Linked DNA regions of Mus musculus: region 2 is linked to region 1. A link is a loop called in an ENCODE intact Hi-C map of the cell type or tissue named here. Cell type or tissue: gastrocnemius. All regions are shown on one strand. Links, peaks and the distances in the headings refer to the core of each region. The heading gives the core; the rest is flanking DNA.

The links. Peaks named below come from ENCODE experiments on the same cell type or tissue, not always from the same donor. Only the 100,000 strongest peaks of a DNase experiment are listed, where the experiment ranks them.
Region 2: it touches region 1 in a loop (2.9-fold over the local background); 1 of 42 quality-filtered maps calls a loop at or near these places.

What each region holds. Positions count from the first base shown.
Region 1 is chr11:96,072,655-96,077,040 of GRCm38, reverse strand. Atp5g1 (ATP synthase, H+ transporting, mitochondrial F0 complex, subunit C1 (subunit 9)) reads left to right here and starts at 1,410. Exons shown (of 5, transcript NM_001161419.1): 1 at 1,410-1,484; 2 at 2,008-2,054; 3 at 3,002-3,079; 4 at 3,340-3,518; 5 at 3,823-4,248. The coding sequence starts at 2,016. The coding sequence ends at 3,937. In gastrocnemius, for the core only: no CTCF peak of the experiment used is centred there; DNase peaks (open chromatin) are centred at 1,189, 1,729, 2,113, 2,487 and 2 more places; H3K4me3 peaks cover 3,423 bases; H3K27ac peaks cover 3,069 bases.
Region 2 is chr11:95,666,290-95,670,675 of GRCm38, reverse strand. It overlaps Phb (prohibitin), which reads right to left and starts at 3,719. Exons shown (of 7, transcript NM_008831.4): 1 at 3,634-3,719; 2 at 2,525-2,639. The coding sequence starts at 2,612. In gastrocnemius, for the core only: a CTCF peak has its summit at 2,368 (motif pointing left); DNase peaks (open chromatin) are centred at 3,291 and 3,819; H3K4me3 peaks cover 1,926 bases; H3K27ac peaks cover 1,449 bases.

The DNA of each region.
Region 1 (4,386 bases), core at 302-4,301:
CAGGACATTATTTATTTAGTGCAGGTTCCTAGAAGTGTTAATACTGACTCAAGGAGGGTGGAGCATTTAAAGGTCCTCAGTTACTCAAGAATTACTGGGTCAAAGAGGATGGCTCATTCATAGCATTTCAAATAAAAAGTATTGCCAAACTGCTTTCCAGGAAGGTTTTCTAATTCACTAGTGAATGGTTACTGCAGTCCTGTTTTTCTGTCCCTACCCTTTGTGCTTGTGTGCATACACATGTGGTTTTGTTTGTTTCTTTGTTGTTGCTGGTTTTTTGAGACAGGGTTTCCTCTATATAGCCCTGGCTGTCCTGGAACTCACTTTGTAGACCAGGCTGGTCTCGAACTCAGAAATCTGCCTGCATCTGCCTCCCAAGTGCTGGGATTAAAGGTGTGCGCCACCACTGGCCGGCATTGTTTTGTCGTTTTAAGCCAGGTTTTGCTACTTACTCCAGACTGGCCTGGAGCAAGTGCTCCGTCTTCCTGCCTTAGCCTTCCGATGTCTGAAATTACAAGCATGCACCACCTGAATTCTTTGCACGCTTCATCCTACCAATTATTATTTTCGTTTTAGAGTTCTCCCCACTCCCAATACAATTGTCTAGCCCTACCTTGTTTTTTTTACCTAAACTCAAGAAGCTTAGTCTGGCCTTGAACTCCTGACTTTCCTGTCTCCTAAGCACCTGCCAAGTGCTAAAATTTCGGGTACGAAATAGCAAGCCTGGTTTTAATTGTATTTTGTTGAGTTTTTTTTTTCCACCATTCAACTTGTGAGTCCATGTTGACTGACTACTGACAGACCCACAAGAGCACGCTCACTACTTAGAAGTTTTCCAGCCTGCCTTAATACTTGGACGAAAATGGGGGTTTTTACAAATCACGATGGTGGAAGGTACTGTAAAGGCGTCGGCTCTCCTTGCCAGGAAGCAACATCTCGCGGGATGTCGGTGGTCCTTGAGTCCTTGGACAGGACTACAAGGCCCAACATGCAATGCGCCCCAAGGTCCAAGCGGCCGAATGAAGGCCTGGAGCCCTTATCACGTGTCAGCTTGCGTCAAGCGGCCGGTTGTCACTCCCACGCTTTTTTCTTCCGCTTGCACCTTGGTCGCCATTTTGTGTTGAAGGTTGTAGAACCTCTGAGTCTCGTCGACTCTATGGTCAAGCATTTCGGGATTCGACCAATCGTAACCCCGAACTCGGAAAAAGAACCCGCCTTTATCCGCAAGGAGGCGGGAATTGCCACGAAGCTCCTGTGGAGAGAGAGGAAGAAGCTGAAGAAGACCAATAAGAAGGATGGAGTTGATGACGCCAGCCAATTGGAACGTGGAGAGATAACGACCAATGGGAGTGAAGGGACTCCGAACACGTGGGTGGGGGAGCTGAGCGCTCAGACCAAGGGCTAAAGCTGGGAGGTGAGTCAGTCACCTTGAGCAGGGAGTGTGCTGTGGGCCGAGCAGGGGCTGCAGGGGAGTGGGAGTGCAGGTGACTTGGGGCTGGGAGACAGGGGTCCGCAAGGCCGTGGGTTGTGCCACGTGGAGCACCATTTGCCTCCAGGGATAGGGAAGGAGGACTAGAGTCTTTAAGCCTTATCAATTAATGTTAATTACCAACGGTAATGAGCGATAAACGGCCGCTGGGGAGAGTAGGGGACAGCAGTGTAACTTGGGCAGGATCCTGCACGACGTCTGCCAGTTTCTGCCTCCGGTCTTCCCGGGAGACCATTCCTTTTCGCAACATTTCCCTCTTGGGGCCTGAGCCACCTCCTTTTATTTCCGATCTCGGTTGCTGTCCTTCTGCAGACCCGCTGCGCAGAGAGTGGTTGACCCCGGAATCTGCTCTGTCCTTCTGACCTCTAATGCCCTCCTTAGCTGGGGTATAGGAAGAGGGTTGGGGGGAACGATTGGAGGTGGATGGGGACAACAGGAGGTTGCCAGTATAAGCAGACACCCGGGCTTTCATAGGAATTACGGTTTTTTTTTTTTTTCTTTTCTCCCCCTTCTTGCAGATTGAAAAATGCAGACCACCAAGGCACTGCTCATTTCTCCAGCTCTGGTAAGCGGAAGCTCCGGGTTTCCCTATAGTGCCGGGTATGGTATGGGAGCAATCATGTTTAATGAATGGACTAAGAGGGGCTGGCGTTCCGTGATGATGATGATGGCTATTGGCGGAGGGTATAGGAGCTGTTGCAGGTAACCTATGTTTATTCAGGCCTGTAAACCAAGCCGTCGTGGCTTTCTGAGCGTCCTCAGATAAGCTAGAGCTGACCTTTTATTACAGTCCTGGGTTGGCTGTAGCCAGACAGCCGGAAAACAGTTTTTCTCAACCTCGGCTGCGTGTTCAGTTCATCTGGAAAGCCTAATGCTTCTACTGCCCAGACTGCTCCTCAGACCAATTGCATCAGACTGAGAATGAAGGTGGAACCCCTAAGCAATTTTGGTAGAATGCCCCAGGTGATGCCAATGTTCTGCCAAGCCTGAGAGTCATTGTACTGAATAATGTGTCAAGCAATCCGTGTCACTGGGAGCTTTCCTAAGATGGCTGTTCTGGGAGTCAAACCAGGCTTCCTGGCCCGCTGCCTGAAGGATATATGTTGCTGTGAATGCATCTTAGTAAATCTCTCCCCTTGATTGCCTTTTGTTACCTCAACAACTGACTGGATGTTTGGGTCTTACTCTATTCTGGGAAACTGATTAGGTCTGTGCCCTTGGAAATGGACTTTGGTATCCGGTTTGGTTTGGGTTTGGTTCTGAGGATTGACCCCCGGGTCTTGTGAGTGCTCCCCAGCCTAGTGCATTATATCAAATGGTGATTGCTGCCACCCTGGGCTCCCACAGACTATCAGCATAGCTGTCTCCGATGTAGACGGACCTGAGAAAATAAGTTAATTGACCTTGAAATTGATTGGACTGATTGTGACAAACTCCTGTCACTTAGGTTGGGTTTGGGGTTTTGGTTTGTTTTTGTCTGATTTGGAGCAATATATCTTTCTGACTTTACAGATTCGCTCCTGTACCAGGGGTCTAATCAGGCCTGTGTCTGCCTCCCTCCTGAGCAGACCAGAGGCCCCATCTAAGCAGGTAAGGAAGTCAGGCCCCTCAGGATATCCCTCCAGTCAGCTGAGGTGCTTTTAGGAGAATTAAAGGATCTACGACACCCTTGCAATTCCAAGTCTCAAATGACAGTCAGAGATGTGACTAGCCCTGTGTGCTGACATTGTCCCTGCACACAGAGCACTCTGCCCTTTGAGGCTGGGTGCCAGCTGCTTCTTAGCTCAGGTGGATGGGGTGAGCATGGCGGCTCCTCACTCCCCCTGACTGCCTCCCTCCCTTCCTTCCAGCCTTCCTGCAGCAGCTCCCCTCTCCAGGTGGCCCGACGGGAATTCCAGACCAGTGTCATTTCCCGGGACATCGACACAGCAGCCAAGTTCATTGGTGCTGGGGCCGCCACAGTTGGTGTGGCTGGATCAGGAGCTGGCATTGGCACAGTGTTTGGTAGCTTGATTATTGGCTATGCCAGGTAAGTTCGGGGCTGCCTGTGTTGTTGCTCCACTCCACTTGGGGCAGAGTCTTAGCAAGTGGGAGTCTCCAAGTTGATGTTCTTTAACCTCCTGTCTCTCCAGTGACCTAAGTCAGAATTGAAGCATGCCACATGTGAACTTGCCGAGTTGCTAGTCTCCTTTCCTGCCCAAGTTCCCAGGGTAGCTGTAGGCTAGCCCCTTTCCTGCCCAAGTTCCCAGGGTAGATGTAGGCTAGCCCCTTTTGAAATAGTAGCACACTCCCCTCCCCTGACCTGGACCCTCACCCTTTTCTGTCTCTGGCAGGAACCCATCTCTCAAGCAGCAGCTCTTCTCCTATGCCATTCTGGGGTTTGCCCTGTCTGAGGCCATGGGACTCTTCTGTTTGATGGTCGCCTTCCTCATCCTCTTCGCCATGTGAGGCTCCCTGGGGTCACCCAGCCGTCCCTGCTGCTTTGACTCCATGCCAGTCCTGGTGCTGGAGTCTACTGAGCTTTACCATTAAACAACAACAACAACAACAACAACGTTTCTCTAAACCATGTGCCTGTGCCTGTCTTTCTACCCCGGGGGTAGGCGGCGTCTTTGGAATGGTGAGAAGTGACACTTGGGTCAGCCTTGGTGATAAGGCAGAGTGTGGAAGGGTCCCACCGTCTCCCAGGAGGATATGAAATAGCCTGGGTAATGATGTTGGTGCTTTGTCACTTTCAAGTTTAGCATACTGACAGGTGCCATTTCGTTGGGGGCGGGGGCGGGGCGGGGGCGGGGAGCGTTTTATTTTGTTGAGTCCTTAGGGCCATGCTGTGTGGCTCTGGCTGGCCTGGGACTTACTATAGACCAGATTAGCTGTGAAGCTGGGGTTAAAGGCAT
Region 2 (4,386 bases), core at 148-4,147, 410 kb after region 1:
ATCGGAGATCATCCTGGGCCAACATGTACATACCGGCTCTAACTGAACCTGATGTTCCCAGAAGCAGGATCCTTATAGGAACCCTAAAACATAGACGTTCCCACTGTCTGGTCTCTTTCCTTCTTTCTTTTTCTTTCTCTTGAGACAGGGTCCCAGGCTATCGTTCAGATCAGCCCAGAACTCAGCCTCATCCCTCCCCTGCCAGCACTGGGAATATAAGGAAGCAATCACTCTGCCTGGCATCCTTCTGTGTTTTTGTTTTGTTTTGTTCAAGATAAGTTCTTACTCTGTAGCTCGGACTGCCCTGGAATTTGTTCTGTCCACCAGGTTGGCCTGGAGCTCAAGAAATCTGCTTGTTTCTGCTTCCTGAGGATAAGGGCTTAAACCTATGCACAAATCACCGCCTGGCTTGTTTCCTTTTTTTTTTTTTTTCAAGGTAGGTTCTTACTATGTAGCCTTGGCTATCCTGGACTCACCATGTAAACCAAGCTGGCTTTGAACTCAAGAGATTTGCCTGCCTTTACCTTCCGAGTGCTGGGACTACTGGTATATACCACCACGGGCAGCTTGCCCAGGATCTAATAGCTGTTTCTCTAACATTTGGAGGTGTTGTGGAGATGTCTTGTGCACCCAGGGAAGAGCCTCCCTCCCTCCTTCCCTCTCCTCTAACGTTTTAGAGACAAGGTCTTACTAGGTAGCCCATGTGGGACTGGAACTCAAGATCCCCAGCCTTGTGAACGCTGGCATTACAGGAGTACGCCACCAGGCCCAGGCTGAAGTAGTCACTTCCTCTCATTTCCTGTTTGAATTTAGAGTTGATCTAAAAACCTTCACTCTGAAAATAACTCATCAAAACATCATATAGCCAAAGGTCCAGGAGTTCAAAGCCAGCCTGGGACTACAGGAGACACTGTCTTAAAAACAGAACAGCTGGGTGTGGGTCTGAGTTACTTACAACTGCTTTAGTTGAGCTAGGTAGACAGGTGTACACCTTTAATTTCAGCCCTTGAGAAGTGGAGGCAGGTGGATCTCTGTGAGTTTCAGGCCAGTCAAGAGCTACATGGTAAAGATTCTGTCTCAAACAAAACAAAACAAAACAAAACAAACAAAACCAACCCTCCCAATACAAATAAAACAAAAACCATACAGGAGGTACATCAAAATCTGTTGCTGTTTTAAAAGAGTATCAGACTTAGAGGGAATCTTTTTTTTTGTTTTGTTTTTCTAGACAGGGTTTCTCTGTGTAACCCTGGCCGTCCTCGCTCTGTAGACCAGGCTGGTCTCTAACTCAGAAATCCACCTGCCTCTGCCTCCCAAGTGCTGGGATTAAAGGGGTGTGCCACCACGCCCGGCCTTAGAGGGAATCTTAAGAGAAAAACTAGTTCAGTCCCCTTGTTTGACCAATGAGAAAGCTGGGGACTAAAAGGAGGGACTCGCAAATAAGGCCATGTAATACAGTCAAAGAAAACCCAGCTTTGCACTGTGGCACCATTCAATACCTGGCAAAAACTATTCTCCTGGGCCGGAGAGATGGCTCAGCGGTTAAGTGCACCGACTGCCCTTCCGGAGGTTCTGAGTTCAACTCCCAGCAACCACATGGTGGCTCACAACCATCTGTAATGGGATCTGATGCCCTCTTCTGGTGTGTCTGAAGAGAGCAATAGTATACTCATACATAGAAGAAATAAATAAATCCTTAAAAAAAAATTTAAAAACAAAAACCTATTCTCTCTGCAACCAGCTGAGCAAAACTTTTCTCAGGACACAGTCTCTCAAACTGGTCTAGAGATGTTGCCAAGATACTTCATGCAAATAAGGAAGAGAACCAATGGGCTCCTGTCACCTCCTGTCATCTGGGTAATACCTCATCATTTCAAAGTGGCTAAAGTGCTAAACATTGGACAGGAGGGCTCCCCTTGAACAAAGCCTCTAAGTTAGTGGCTTTCAACCTGTGGGTCAGAACCCTATGAGGGGGGATGTTAAAAGACCCTATTACAGGGGCTGCCTATGACCATCGGAAAACAAAATTTACGATTCATAAAAGTAGCAAATCACAGTTATAAATCAGCAAGGAAAAGAACTGTATGGTGGTGGAGGTGTATCACCACAATAGTGAGAAACTACTAAATGTTCCAAGCATCAGAAGGCTGAGAACCCCTGCCTAAGTGATCATAGGCCTCTGATGACTCACAACCAGTATGTGGGGTAGCAGGTGAGTCCCCCTTAACCTCACACACCTTCAGACAGCAGCTAGCATCAGGAATGTCAAATGGGCTGTAGAGATGGCAAAGCGGTTAAGAGCACTGACTGCTCTTCCAGAGGTCCTGATTTCAATTCCCAGCAACCACATGGTGGCTCACAACCATCTGTAATGGGATTCAATGCCCTCTGCTGGTGGGTCTGAAGACAGCGACAGTGTACTCATATAAATAAAATAAATAAATCTTTTTTTTTTTTTAAAAGGAATGACACATGGGCTATGCAGATCAACAGAAACTATGCAGAAAGCTCTTCCGCGCCTCACCATTATACAAAGCAGAGTTCACCACGCCTCCTGCAACTGCCAACGCCAGGCCGAACTTTCCAATGGACTCAAACACTTTGGCAGCCATGACTCCTTCTGTTGCTTCCACTCACACCTAAACACGGGGTAAACATAAAACACTTTGACACCAGATTCTCAGAGAAAGCCCGCTCTGAGGCACAGAGTTCATGTCTCAACATACATTTTCATATGTCTACACCTGTGGGCCCAAACTCACTCACTGAACGCCCCATAACACTGACCACCTTGCAAACTGTAGATCATGTCTGCGTTTGTGGACGTGTTTCTTTACAACCATTCAGAGAAAGAGTCTGCGACACTTGGCTCAGCGTAGGAACGGTGCTTTGTACCCACGAGGAACTTAGTACACAGAAAAACCACACTCCCTTTTCCTAGACCAATAGGCCACAAGCGAGACCGGTGCTACACGGCTGAAGCCAACAACAAAAAGGGCAATTTCTGTTAACATTTAAGTTACACGGTCTCCGACAGCCTTGTTTAACCTTCAGTTACTTTATGAAGGTTATGACTGCTGAAGTGCATAGAGAGGTTATACTCTTAAGTAGTAGAACCAGGGTTAGAATGAGAAGACCGAATTCTAGAAGACATTGTAGAACTCCTCCCCATACCAGTTAATAGGAAAGCAGGGGCTGGCAGGGGTGCAGCGAGGCAGAGCGGTGAAGGACTGGAGGTGGGGCTGCGGCGGGACGGGTGGGGGCACGTAGCTGACAAACTAGAAACCAGTTAGCCTTGAACTTTTTAATGTCCCGCCCCTGCGTCACCCTTGGTACAATCCTCAAACTCGCCCTCCCCTTTCTCAGACTTCAACTGCTTGTGTATCGGGATTTCTCCATGCACATTTATCCTCTGTCTCTGACATCCAGCTCTTTTTACTCCACCAGCTTCTGGATTTTTCCTCATCCTGTCCCCTCCCCTTGCACATTCCTAACTCCTTCTGGACCGAGATTTCCCCCTTCTCCACTAGGCGTACCCACACATGCATCCCATGCCCTCATTGTACATAGGAAAGCAGAGGCAGGCTACAGGGACATAGGACCAGAGGCCTCTACCGCTCCTACCACGCTTACCTGCTTTCACTCTGACCTCCACATGAATTCCCCAGCTCCGGATACTGCGCGTGCGCCAGGCAGCTCCTCCCCCCCCCCCGACCCCCGCCTCTTCAAGATCCGACCCTTCAATTGGTGAAGCCGAGCGACGTGCATTCTGGGAAACGTGTTTTGCAGTCTTCCGCGGGCTCTGTGGCTTTAATGAGGTCAACTACAACTCCCAAAAGATCATGCAGCAACGGGCTCTTTCAGGAAACCCGTTTCTGACTGGTGAGAACGGATGGGATGTTGCCGCAAAGCCTTTCGGGAGTTGTAGTTCCTTGGTAATATATGCACGTGCCTATTCCTCAAGGAGGTGGTTCCAGAAGCCGGAAGCAGACTGGATCGGAAAGGAGTTGGGCTTCCACTTGGTAGAGGAAATCACAAGGTGGTGAAGGAATGGGTGGGCATTTTGGATAAAGGTGAGGTAAAATAATTCATGCACTGAGAGACTGCTAGGGAAGTTAAGGACAGCCCTCAGGGACGTAAGATGTTGATCTTCCAAGCCACTCCATAACCTTAAAAACGGCTTAGAAAGAAGAGGAAGGGAGTCGGTCATTCAGGTCTTGCAATACTTCAGTAAAGGCTCTTGATTTAGGGTCTAAATCTCTGGGCATCTTTTTTTCCAAGTTATATTCGAGGAATTGCAAAAAAGGGACGGAGATCATGTGTATGGCTTCTCAAGTTCACCTGTTGTCAACAATTTGCGTATTTGTTGTTGTTTTTGTTCCATCT